Regions from separate parts of the Homo sapiens genome. Here region 2 is linked to region 1. A link is a contact called in ENCODE Hi-C data. All regions are on one chromosome and are shown on one strand. The core of a region is the stretch at or near the end of the contact, and the rest is flanking DNA. Distances in the headings are between cores, read along the strand shown.

Region 1 (6,114 bases), core at 2,585-5,084:
CTGAGCACCAGCAGAGCTGCTTTGGGTCCCAGGGCACAGAAGGTGACCTTGAGTTGGGGCAAAGCCTTTGGTCCCTGCCCTCATTCCCATGTGGACTCCCTCTCGGCTCTGGTCCCTAAGGATCAATGGCGGGGTGGGTATTCAGGAAGGGGTGCTGTCAGCATGGACAGTGGTGCTCTCCTGATGGGCATCTTCAGCAGTGGTGGGGGTGGTGGCAAGGCCCTTCCACAGCTGATTTTGATCATGGGTGAGGGAGGCCACCCAGGTACTCAGATAGCTGATTTGGAATTTATTATTATTTTGTATTTTTCTGTGCTCTGCACATTCAGAGGACATTCTCTAGTAATGTACTACAGAAACAATTCCTGAAAGTATAGTCTTTGTCCCCAAAGTATATACCATGTGTGGGGGCGGGGAGCACGGATAATGGCTTTGAAAAATTTTTTTTTAATAATAATATTTTTTTTCTCCTGGGAAATACACTTCCAAACTAAGTTGGGGAGGTGCTCCCAGATCATGGTTTTTAAGTGCACAATTTCCTGTATGCAAACCCATGACCCATGGATACCTAGCTGGCCCACATAATCCTATTTACCTGAGATTGGTGTAAACCCACCCAGCCCTATATGTGTGCCTCTCCTGTTTTCCCAGGCCACCCTGGTGGCTGTTTATCCATGCCACACTGGCCACAGCTTGGGAAAGGTGGACATTTTTAGGAGAGAATCTTGTCAGGCCAAATGGTTTTCCAATTGATGGCAGTTTTCAGGGTATGAGAAGTTCAGGGAGGAACTAGGTGTAGCAAGAGGGTGGGAACAAGGGAGTGGTGTGTAGACGAGGCAGGCTTGGGCAAGAGTGGGTCCCTGAACCCATGTGCATTGGCAGTGGGGAGTATAGATGATGTGTGGGGGCGGGGAGCACAGATAATGGCTTTGAAAAAATTTTTTTAATAATAATTTTTTTTCTCCTGGGAAATACACTTCCAAACTAAGTTGGGGAGGTGCTCCCAGATCATAGTTTTTAAGTGTACAATTTCCTGTATGTAAATCAACTGCATGTTTAATTGCAATTCAGCAGGATAGCAGTACCTGACTGAGAGGCTCACTAAGTTCCCAGCAGGTCTTCAGTCTGGCAGGCAAATCAGCCCTCTCTAACTCACATTAACCTAACTTACAAGAGACTGAGAGACAAACCAGGCCCAAGATAAGCTATTTTACAAAGGGAGAGGTATCTGGTAGGATAATCCATCTCGGACATTTGCAATATTTTGATTAAGGAACTATTTGTGAGTATCTTTTGGCCACAATGATAAACATTGTCCTTTTCTTTTGGTTCTTATTCCTGTGTCAGAGCAGGTCATCTATGTTCATTTTGCGCTTTAGAGGAGCACACTCTTAAGGTCCCATATCATCACCTGCTAATGTTCATCCTTGCCATGGTTCAATCTGCTAGAACGGAGGTCAGTAAACTTTTTCTGTAAGGGTTAGACAGTAAATATTTTAGGCTTTGTGTGCCCCATGGTCTCTATCACAACTGTTCAACTCCACTGTGGCAGCACAAAAGCCACCATAGGGAATACAAAAATCAATGGGCGTGGCTGTGTTCTCATAAACTTCATGAACCCTGAAATTTGAATGTTGTATCACTTTCTCATGTCATAACATTCTTTTGATTTTTTTCAACCATTTAAAAATGCAACCACTACTTTTAGCTGGAAGGCTGAACAAACAGGTGGGAGTAGGATTTAGCCCACGGGGTGTAGTTTGAGAACTATTCTTGAGCTAGAAGACAGTCTTATTGCATATGGCATTGTAGCACCTTTAGCAGCTAGAGTTCCAGTTGAGTGTGACTGTCCACTGCATATTGATTGACATGGCCTCAAACTTAAGAGGTTACATGCTTCTCACCTCCTCAGTGTAGATGAGTGTGTATGCATCAGGGTTTACCCATCAGATCCTGGAAGACTCCTAAAGACCAGAAAATCTACTGCCCTCCAGGTACAGATGGTACCACCAGGGCCTATGGAATGGCTCAGGGCACTTAGTAGCAAAGGTGGGGGCATGTCCACAGCCTGGAATAGACAGTAACCTCCTGACCTCACAGTGGCCACTATTTCCTTAGCCGTTACTAGATTAACCAGTAATGGTCCCTGCCCTCTGTCACTGTGTGCAGGCTGTCCACTTTTCACCACCTCATTTAATCCTTAGCACAACCTTGTTGGGTTTAGCCAGGATTTGTACCCGGTCTGGCTCTACAGCACACATTCTTAGCCATTCACCAGCTGGGGTTCCTAGTGGTACCCTCCCCCTTTGACACATGAGACTAGACCTGGCTAACTCCCCAACCTCAAGGAACCTCCATTTTGCTGCTTTTCCCTCGTTAATAGGTGATGATACATAAGGCATTGTGAGGAATAAAAATTAAGGGTAAAATGCCTGGAATATGCCATGTGTATAGTGTGTGTTCAATAACTACCAGCTATTTCTGTTAATTCTACAGCTAGAATGGAATAATGTTCCATTCATAGAGTAATTAATGCCCTGAGCCTGGGAAGATCCACTCCTCATATGCTGTTTTGTTTCTGCAGCCCTAAGATTCAGGGCAATGGATGTAAGCCACACGGGAGATTTCGGCTCCATCTCAGGGAGACCCCACACCCCACTGTTCCTTAGGGGTTGGTGGGAGCCACTGAGGGGGGTGCCTATGGCAGCGAGGGCTGGGTTGGGGGCACAGGAAAGCTGCCGAATGGATATTGAGGGGAGGTGGTAGTAGCCGCCCTCTAAGGAGGATGTGGCCCTGGGCAGCCGGTGCCGCATAATGGCAGGGACAGGCTCACGCTACCACTCCGGAGAGCAGTAGCGCTTCCTCTTTGTCTTCGAGAGCCGGTTGCAGCTGGGGCTCTTCTAGGGAGCGTTCCCATCAACTGCTGCAGCGGGCATTTTGCTGGTCGGCACAGTATCGTATCGGAATCTGATTTCTTCGGGTCTGGGAGACGGACTCCGTTTGCGGGGGTTCATGGGAAAGGACTGCAGCGCGTTTGTCGGTCATTAAGCACGTTTTTGAGATCGACTCTGCAGATATGAACTTGCACTTTCAGCGCATTCATCAAAGCCTCGGGAGAGCTGACCCAGTCCCTACCCCCAGTCTCCCGAGCCCGCGGCGCTTCGGCTCCGGGACGCCCCCATCCTCCCCTGTCGCCCACCCGGGCGCCCCCGGCCTCGTTTTCTCGAGACGTGTCACTGCTTGTTGACCGCAGCCAGTCACGAAAACGGTCCTTTTCTTCAGTCTCCGGCCAGGGTTTCACTCCTGCAGGGAACAGCGGGTGGGGACAGAGTGCGGGGCTCCGTGCTGGACGGTGTCTGGAGGGGCCCCAAGGGAACAACCCTTCACCGGGAGAACACCAAGGCCAGAAGGGGAAGAGCCCTTCTCAAGGTCACCCGGGAGGAAATCGGCGCCCACCGGCGCTGCCGCCTCCCGCTCCCCGGCACTGGTGACTCACTGCTCCAGGTCCGCGGGGCCACCTCCGAGACTTCGGTCTCGAGGACCGAGGTGGGACAGGGTCTGCGGACCGCGCGCTGCCGCTGGACCCAGCCCAACCCAACCCAGGCCTCCCCACCCACCGGGTGCCCGCAGGCCACGCCCCTCGCCCGGAGCCCCGCCTCCAGAACGCGGCCCCGCCCCCGATACTGCAGCCTCGCCCCGCCCCCCGGCCTAACCCCAGCCCAGGCGCCCTCAGGCGCCGGCTCTCTAGCGCGCCCGACCTCCATCTTCCCGGGGCCGCGCCGCGCGCGCGCGCGGGCTTTGGGCGGGACCCTGCAGAGGCGGCGGGGCTCCTCCTCCCGCTCCTCCTCGGCCTCCCCTTCGGGCGCTCTCGCGCTAACTGTGCTCCTCCGGGGCCCTCCGCCTGCTCCCAGCCATGGTGGCCTGGCGCTCGGCGTTCCTTGTCTGCCTCGCTTTCTCCTTGGCCACCCTGGTCCAGCGAGGTAAGGCGGGCGGGGGGCGCGCGGGGACCGCGCGGGGACCCCGCCTTGTGGGCCCAGGGGTCGCTCTGCGCATGAGCGGCACGGTCCCCGCCTCTCGGGCCTGCGGTGGCTGCCACCGGCCGGCCCGGCTGTGCGAGGCGGAGCGGCGGGGGTCCGAGCCCCGGGCCCGTGGGGGTTGACTCCGCCGCGGTCGGAGTAGCCGGAGAGGAGGGGTGGGTCCCCTCCTGACGCTGGGCTGGAAACAGCGGGATGGGCCCCCTAAAATCCTGAACGAGCAGGTGTACCACTGGTGACAACAGCTGTCCCCAAGAGTTTACCTTTGAGAAAACCTTGAAGAGAGCAGTCATTTTCGAAATTTGCTGCGAGGCCACCGACAGCAGAAGCACCTGGGGAACTTCCTAGGTGGATTCCTAGCCCCTTTCATCGGGATCACAGCGGGCATGGGCTGTGGGGGGGGGGGGGGGGGGTCAGCGAGGCGTAGGTCTAACCAGCTCTCTAGGTGCTTCTGCCGTCCGCTTCAGTTTTTGAGACTTTGGTCATGTTTTGCCAAGGAGCAGGAGAGAGAAATCCCGCTGAATCAAGGAAGCACGTTTCTTAGACCCTCTGCTACTCAAAATGTGGTCCAGGGCCCAGCCGCATAGGCATCACCTGGGAGCTTGTAAGAACTGCAGCATCTCACGCCCCGCCCCCGACCTACTGAGTCTGATTCTGCATTTCAACTAGATCCGCGGGTGATTCTCTGGCACATTCAAGTTTGAGAAGCATCTTAGTAGAATAAATGCAGTCTGTGGTTAAAAATAGGGTCTTAAACATGTACCAACAGAATCTTCTTACACTTATTTATATCCTATGTCCCCATCAGAAAAAGGGATTAAGGGAAACACTGTAATTGAACGTGAATTATGCTCCAAGCTTCCTGACAATAGAAGCGAACCCAGCTGGTGGAAAATATGTGAGCTCAGGAAACACACACACACACACACACACACACACACTTTGTCCTAGTACTGAGTTCTAGTAAGATTTATGTCACATAAAGGAACACTGGAAAACAGTGGATGGTACTAGCCAAGCCACTTTTGCAAAAGATGCAGAAATGTTTTTCATGTGGGCAACCCACCTGGAGTTGATTCACGAAGAGCCATTTAACATTCTGCAGAGGTGCCAGGCTCTGTTCTAGGAACTGATGATGCGGTAGTGAACAAAATTGAGACTGTCTTCATGGAGCTTACATCCTGGTCCGGGCAGAAAACAAGCCCAACATTGAAATCTATATATATTGTCAGTGCTATGGAGAAAAATAAAGGAAGTTACAGGGGTAAAGAGTTGTTGAATTTTCTTTTTCATTTTCCCTTTGGGATAAAATTTTTATTTTGTTTACAATGCATTTGTAGGAAAATGTATGATCATTTGATTGACTTGCATCTAATGACATGGAAATCTTGAAAGTAGAAGCACAAAAAAAGTTAGAAAAATGATACTCCCTTCAAAGCTGTCTTCTGAAAGTCTTCAACATGGTGTGCCCGTTGAGAAGGTGGGGAATAGAAATGATTGGGTCTCAGATTTGCACGTTACAATTGTTGATTTAAGAGGTGGTAGAGGAGACAGAAACAGTACATCTGTTTTATAGATGAGGAAACAGAGGCACAGAGAGGTGAAGTAACTTGCCTTAGGTCACACAGCGATTGCCAGAATTATGATTTGATGCAAGGCTTGTCTGACTGCGCAGTCACTGCCTTTAAGCCCTAGGCATATGCCCTTGCACCTGGAGGTACCCCACTTCGACTACTTAGGGACCATGGGAAAATGAGTTCCCCGAACTTGTTTGATCATCCATATGATGCCTGACAATCACAAAGGTGTTTTGAGGGGACCAGGCTTAGATCTACAGCCTTGCTACCAGCTACCATCTCCTGAGTTCTTCCTGTGTGCCAGGCACTTCACATATATTGCTTTAAATTGCCTCGACAATTTTGCAGGCTAGATATTATCACTGGCTTTCAGATGAGGGGGCCCTGGTCATATAGCTCAGAAGACATAGAGCCAGGATTCAACCCAGATAAGACTGCTACCCAGTTATCTTTTATTGTTTAAATTATTTTTAATTAATTAATTAATTTTTTTGAGACGGAGT
Region 2 (6,075 bases), core at 2,724-5,223, 2.4 Mb before region 1:
ATCAGGAAAAGAAGCTGGATGCTGTGACAAAAGTGACAAACGCAGGTGTCCACTGCCTTCTGACAGTGGATCTTGGGGAATCAAGGTCGAAGGAATTCCAGACAGAACATGAAAATCATTGTAATGCACACCCAATGGACACACAGGGTAATGCTGACCCTGAAGTGAGGCACTTTCACTCACAGCACAAAAGCATGTCCTGAATCTCATAGGGTGCACTCCTACATACAACTGGGAAATATGAAAGCTCAAAGAAATACTGTGGAAAAACACATTTCCAACCCTTAACGTAAGTGGTATTACTCTCCTTCTTTCAATGGGATCTGAAGATAGTCTAAAGACTATAAACTCCCAGAAAGCAAAGGCCCTGTCAAGGTCAGCTGTGAATTGCACACTGGACCTAGGCAAGCACCATTACACTGCAGCTGTTTAACAAACATCTGCTAGAATAAATGGAAAATAGTGATGTCAATGTCAACCTACTGCCTGATAATTTGAAAAATTATGCTTTCTAAAACATGAAAGCTCATGTGAGTGAACAAATCTTCCTGCTAACGTGCTTTAGATCACAATGTAAATTTTAACCAACTTATTTAAATCAAATTTACTGCATGGAAACAGAAAACACTAAGAGTCTCAAAATAATCATTCCACTTTGATGTGGAAGAACAGAAATGAAGAGTTGAACTCAACAGAGACAAAAAACAACCCACGTCACAAAATGTAGTAATAATGAGATGTTTTCTGGTTGCCTTTGGATTAAGAACATCCCTGCCTCACTGCTGGATGTTTGGCTACTGGCTAACGGTAGCTTCTGAGCCTAAAGACCAGCGTTCAACTGATTTTATCGCACAAATAGCCAAGCAACATTCTCTAACAGGTGCGCTGTCCTTCCCTGGGCAGGGGAAAGGCAGCAAGACCACCCAAATAAGGCTCCTCTGGAAGGTTCCAGAAGCTTCCAAGGGGTGCCAGAAACACCTGGACTCTCTGAAGCATCTAAATAAAGACCTGGAGCAGAATGTCCTCAGGCCCTAAAGCTTGAGTTTACCCAGAAGACAACAGGTGGCTTGTGTTCTGCTCAGTTCTAGGCCAGAGCAACGGGTGTCTTCAAAGGTTTCCACTCACAAAAGATCCAATTCAGATGGATGCCTTCAGCTCCCTCTCCCATCCAAAAGGGAGATTAGACTCCAGATTCTCTTTCCTGAATATCTTTTCTCCTGTGAGTTGTATTGCTTGGATTGAGAGAACTGTCTCTGGGCAAAGACAGTTCAGCAACAGTGGCACAGATGAAAATATAAGTGCTTCCGGAACCAAAACGATACTCCTCACCATGTTGTAACCCCACCTATAGGGTCTTCTGATAGCATGCCCAGCGTCAAAGCCAGCAGACACCATGCATAAACACCCAGACTTACCCAAAAGAGACACACACGGATGACTCATCATGCCTCAGAACTACTCCAAGGGATCAGCCTGGCAGGTAAGGCCCCATCTGTTGGATTGCAATAATTCAGGTGAACAGAAGCAGACCTGTGTGCACCTCCCAGGAACATGTCCCCCACATTTTGGGGGATGTACTGAACTGGGCCAGATACAGGGTTCAACTGAATATATACTGCCACGATCTGGATCCACCCTAGCCAGGCCAGGATGCAACCCTTGAGCCAAGCCCTGGGCCACGCTGAGCCTGGCCTTCATGTTCTTTCCACCTGACAGGCCAGGAGGCGGAAGTGAAGGCCCCACGTGGGCCCATCCCGTCCCGTCCCAAAGCAGCAAACAGGCTGCTACTCGAAGTAGCAGAATCCTGAAGGGCCTAAAGAGAGGGTGTCTCACCAGGAAAGTCTGTCTCTCTTGGGGTATTTGTGTCTGTGTGTGCCTTTTTCTGTATGTGTGGGTGGGAAGGCATCTGTTTCCTCTCACTTTGCCTGGGCACCTGTCTCTTTCTGTTTGGGTTTCTATCTTATTTCCTTTCTATAAAAAGCCAGAAGGTAGACCAGAAGGGGATTTTGTAGTGTTTGTTGTACTTAATTGAGGAAAGCTTTGTGTTCCCATTTCTCCAAGAAGATTCATGGCATCTTACTAAAAATCGAAATAAATTTTAAGTATAGCTTCCTTTAGGTAACATCGCCTGGATACAAAGGTCGAAATTGGGGGTGGGGTGGGATGCTATGCAAATTGCAAAGAGCCCAGGGCCATCCAAGGAGCCCAGGCAGGTTTGGGTAAGGGCTGGATCACTGGGTGAGAAAGTTGGTGTGGAGTTCACTAAGAACTCATGTGGGAGTTTCGCAGGTTTGGGAGAGACCAAGGAGTCTGCATTTTTCAACAAGCACCCCAGGAGATTATGATGCAGAGCTGCACCTCCTTAACACTGGGCCTGTCTAGAATCTGGAGGTTCCCAGATTCTCCAACTCTCAGAATCTCTGTTACTGACAGGATTCCTGCCCAGGAACCTGCTGAAATGGGAGCCCACTATCTCTGAGTCTGTGCTGATGGTTAGAAGAGAATTCACAAGTTCTGGTAGATTTCCAAGGGGTCCCTCACAGACAGAAGGCTGCAAATTACTGCTCAATAGGGTTCTATATATAAAACTCAGTGTCTGACCCAGTTCAGTACATCCCCCTAGTAACATTTTGTGGGGATGTACTGAACTGGGCCAGATACTGTGCAAGTGGCTTCTACTTGAAGGTCCAATGTTGCAGGGTTGGGGGAAGGTGAGGGTGGGGAGGGGCTGAGGCAGCATTAGTACCTAGGGGAGGTGCTGTTCCAGCAATCCCATCTGAAATTCTCTTGTAAAGGAAAAATGTCGGGCTGAGGTTGAAGAGGAAATGTTTCATTGACTAAGGAGACTGGAGGGGGCCGCATGCCCAGCTAGGTCAAGGCTGGCTGGAGGGCTTCAGTTGGAACAAGGTGGCAGGGTGGGACCTCTGGGAAGTGGGCCAGGAATGGGGGCAGGGGGTTGTTTGAAAGGGACCATGGACTTTGGGCGGCAGGCGAGTGGGGGGTGTGTGTGGAAAAGATATATAATTAATCACCCAAATATAGACTGGAGGAGCCAGCAAAGGAGTTTAAGGGGGCGGGGGCACTGAAGTGGGAGATGGCGGCCCCCAGTAGGGCGACAGAAAAAGACTGGTTCAGACAGAGGGCCTTGAGCTCGGCTCACCGCCCCCTTTCCCCTGCCTCTCCACAGCTCTCTCTCTAGGCTACCTACCGGCCCCCATTCTCCCCACCAAGCTGAGGCTTAACCGCCCCCCCCCACTCCCACCCACTCAAAAGGAAAGGAGGGACTCCCCAGCGGGAACTGTTCCCACCTGGCCCACCCTCCCAGCTCCCAGACTGCGGCTCAGTCCCTCCCCTAGACCAGGGAAAAGTCCTTTAACCCCCACCCCTACAATGCCCCCTCCAGATCGGGCTCCTAGGAGCTAGGGGCAGGGGTCCTTTCTCTCCGCCCCTGAGCGGTTCCCATCTCCTAGCGTCCCCCAAAGAGCAGAGCAGGCCTCTACACTTTAGCGATTCCCACCCGGGATCGCCGCCCCCCGCCCGCCTCGGGAAGGCCTTCGGGCCTCTTCGTACTCGTCATCCGGGACCCGTTCCCTGCTCTGGCCCGCCCAAGGCCGAGCAGCTCTCCAACTGCCCAGAGACGCCCCCTCCCTCCACCGTGCACTCTTCTGCGGCCCGCACACTCGCTCCAGCCCCGCACACAGTCCTGCACCCCCTGCACATCCTCTCGCGGCCCTGCACGCTCACTCAGGTCCACACGTCCTCCTGCCGCCCCCACGATCACCTCCGCCCTGCGGCCCCTCCAGCGCCCCCCGCACATCCTCCCGCGGCCCGCACACTCACCCAGGCCCGGCGGCGGCCGACGCGCGGCCCTCGGTGGAGCGGCGCTGGCGCGGCCCAGGCAGGCCTGGCGTGGCAGGAAGCGCCACGGAGCCGCCCGTGCCCAGCCGAGCTAACAGCCCCGCGGCGCGTTTCCGGAGCCGTGAGCGCCGCCGGGGGTTCTGAGGGAGCGAGGCCCCGCCCCGGCCCCAGTCTCGTCCCCGATTGGCCCGGGAAGGGGGCGTGGCGGGAAGGGGGCGGGGTTTGGGCGGGGGCGGACTGGGCAGGCAAGTCTGATCAGCCTGCGGGGGAGCGGCGCGCGCGGGCTGGACGCTTGGGTGGAGGTGGGGAGGAGTGGAATGAGCGTGCGAATGAATGAATGAACGAGCGAACAAATCGACCAGCAGACGAAGGAAGGAACGAAGGAATGGAAGGGACCTCTCCCCCTTGGGCATCTTCAAGATGGTGGTGGGGGGAGTGAAGGGTCGGGAACTGAGGGCGAAGACTGGAAAGCCAGTATTCTGTATGAATGGAATCAGATCGTATGTACTATTGTGTGTCTGGATTCTTTCATTCAACGTGATGTTTTCAAGATTTATCTATGTTGTTGAATGTGCTATCGCTGAGTAGTATGCTATTGTTTGGATATATCAGAGTTGGTTTGTTCATTCACCAGGTTATGATCTGGGCTGTTTCCAGTTTGGGCGATTATAAATAAAGCTACTATGAATATTCATGTACACATCTTTGTGTGGACATATGCTTTCATTTTTCTTGGGCAAATACCTAAGAGATGAATTGCCACATCACAGGATAGTTTTATGTTTTATAAGAAACTGCCAGAATGTATTCCAAAGTGGTTGTGCAATTTACATTCCCACCAGAAATGTATGCGAGCTCCTTTTCTTTCCCATCCTCATCAACATTTGAGGTTGTCAGCCTTTATTTTTAGCCATTTGAAAGGGTGGGAAGTGGCATCTCATTGTTATTTCAATTATCATCTCCCTGATGACTAATTATGTTGAGTATGCTTTTATGTGCTCACTGGCCATTTCTATATCTTTCTTTGTAAAGTGTCTGTTCAAGTAGTTTGCCCAATGTTATGTGCAGTATATATATATGTATATATATGTGTGTGTGTATATATAGAGAGAGAGACAAAAGAGAAAGCTAGCCCATTATGTGCAATGTGTGTGTATATATGTGTGTGTGTATGTATGTATATATATATACACACACATGTAGTTCCTGAGAAATTTTATGTTTTCAACTTTCATTTTAGATTTAGGGGGTACATGTGCAGGTTTGTTGCCTGGGTATAGTGTGTGATGTTGAGGTTTGGGGTACGAATGACCCTGTCATCCAAGTACTGAACATAGTACACAATAGTTAGTTTTTAAACCCTTGACCCCTCCTTCCCTGACCCCTCTTGTAGTTCCCATTGTTTGTTGTTCCCATCTTTATGCGCACGAGTACCCGATGTTTAGCTCCCACTTATAAATGAGAATGTGTGGCATTTGGTTTTATGTTCCTGCATTAATTCACTTAGGATAACAGCCTCTAGCTGCATCCATGTTGCTGCAAAGGACATGATTTCATTCTTTTTTTATGGCTGCATAGCATTCTGTGGTGAATGCCTACCACATTTTCTTTATCCAATCCACCACTGATGATCACCTAGGTTGATTCCACGTCTTTGCTATTGTGAATAGTGCTGTGATGACCATACAGGTGCATGTGTCTTGGTGGTAGAATGATTTATTTTCCTTTGAGTATATACCCAGTACTGGGATTGCTGGGTCAAATGGTAGCTCTGTTATAAGTTGTTTGAGAAATCTCCAAACTGCTTTCCACAGTGGCTGAAATAATTTACATTCCCATCAGCAGTGTATAAGTATCCCCTTTTCTCCACAGTCTCTCCAGCATCTCTTATTTTTTGACTTTTAAATAATGGCCATTCTCACTGGAGTGAGATAGTGTCCCATTGTGGTTTTGATTTGCATTTCTCTGATGATTAGTGATGAGAGCATTTTTTTCATATGTTTTTTGGCCACTTGTATGTCTTCTTTTGAGAAGTGTCTGTTCACGTCTTTTGCCCATTTTTTGATGGGGTTATATTCTGGATATTAGACCTTTGTCAGGTGATTTTCTCCCATTCTGTAGGTTGTCTGTTTACACTGAGATATATTTGACAGACAATAAACTGTGAATTTGTCATGTTTCAGCTAAACAACTTGATAAGCTTTCACACACACACAC

The links. Hi-C counts contacts between places; a loop is a spot of excess contacts on that map. Pooled maps may share reads with other maps.
Region 2: a loop to region 1 is called in a map of CD4-positive, alpha-beta T cell, with 12 times the contacts of the local background. The contact joins the promoter of ZNF275 here to the promoter of CD99L2 in region 1. A Hi-C loop is called at or near these places in 2 of 168 maps with a recorded cell type or tissue (CD4-positive, alpha-beta T cell and naive thymus-derived CD4-positive, alpha-beta T cell) and 5 of 50 pooled maps.

Annotation. Positions count from the first base shown.
Region 1 is chrX:150,896,388-150,902,501 of GRCh38, reverse strand. It overlaps CD99L2 (CD99 molecule like 2), which reads left to right and starts at 3,834. Exons shown (of 11, transcript NM_031462.4): 1 at 3,834-3,980. The coding sequence starts at 3,914. It also overlaps the pseudogene LOC124905297. RefSeq lists an enhancer at 1-673 and a silencer at 3,550-4,159.
Region 2 is chrX:153,332,051-153,338,125 of GRCh38, reverse strand. It overlaps ZNF275 (zinc finger protein 275), which reads right to left and starts at 3,973. Exons shown (of 4, transcript NM_001367757.1): 1 at 3,841-3,973; 2 at 1,416-1,492. The coding sequence starts at 1,446. It overlaps MIR12129 (microRNA 12129), which reads right to left and starts at 2,664; the gene lies at 2,589-2,664. RefSeq lists silencers at 3,640-3,719, 3,810-4,179.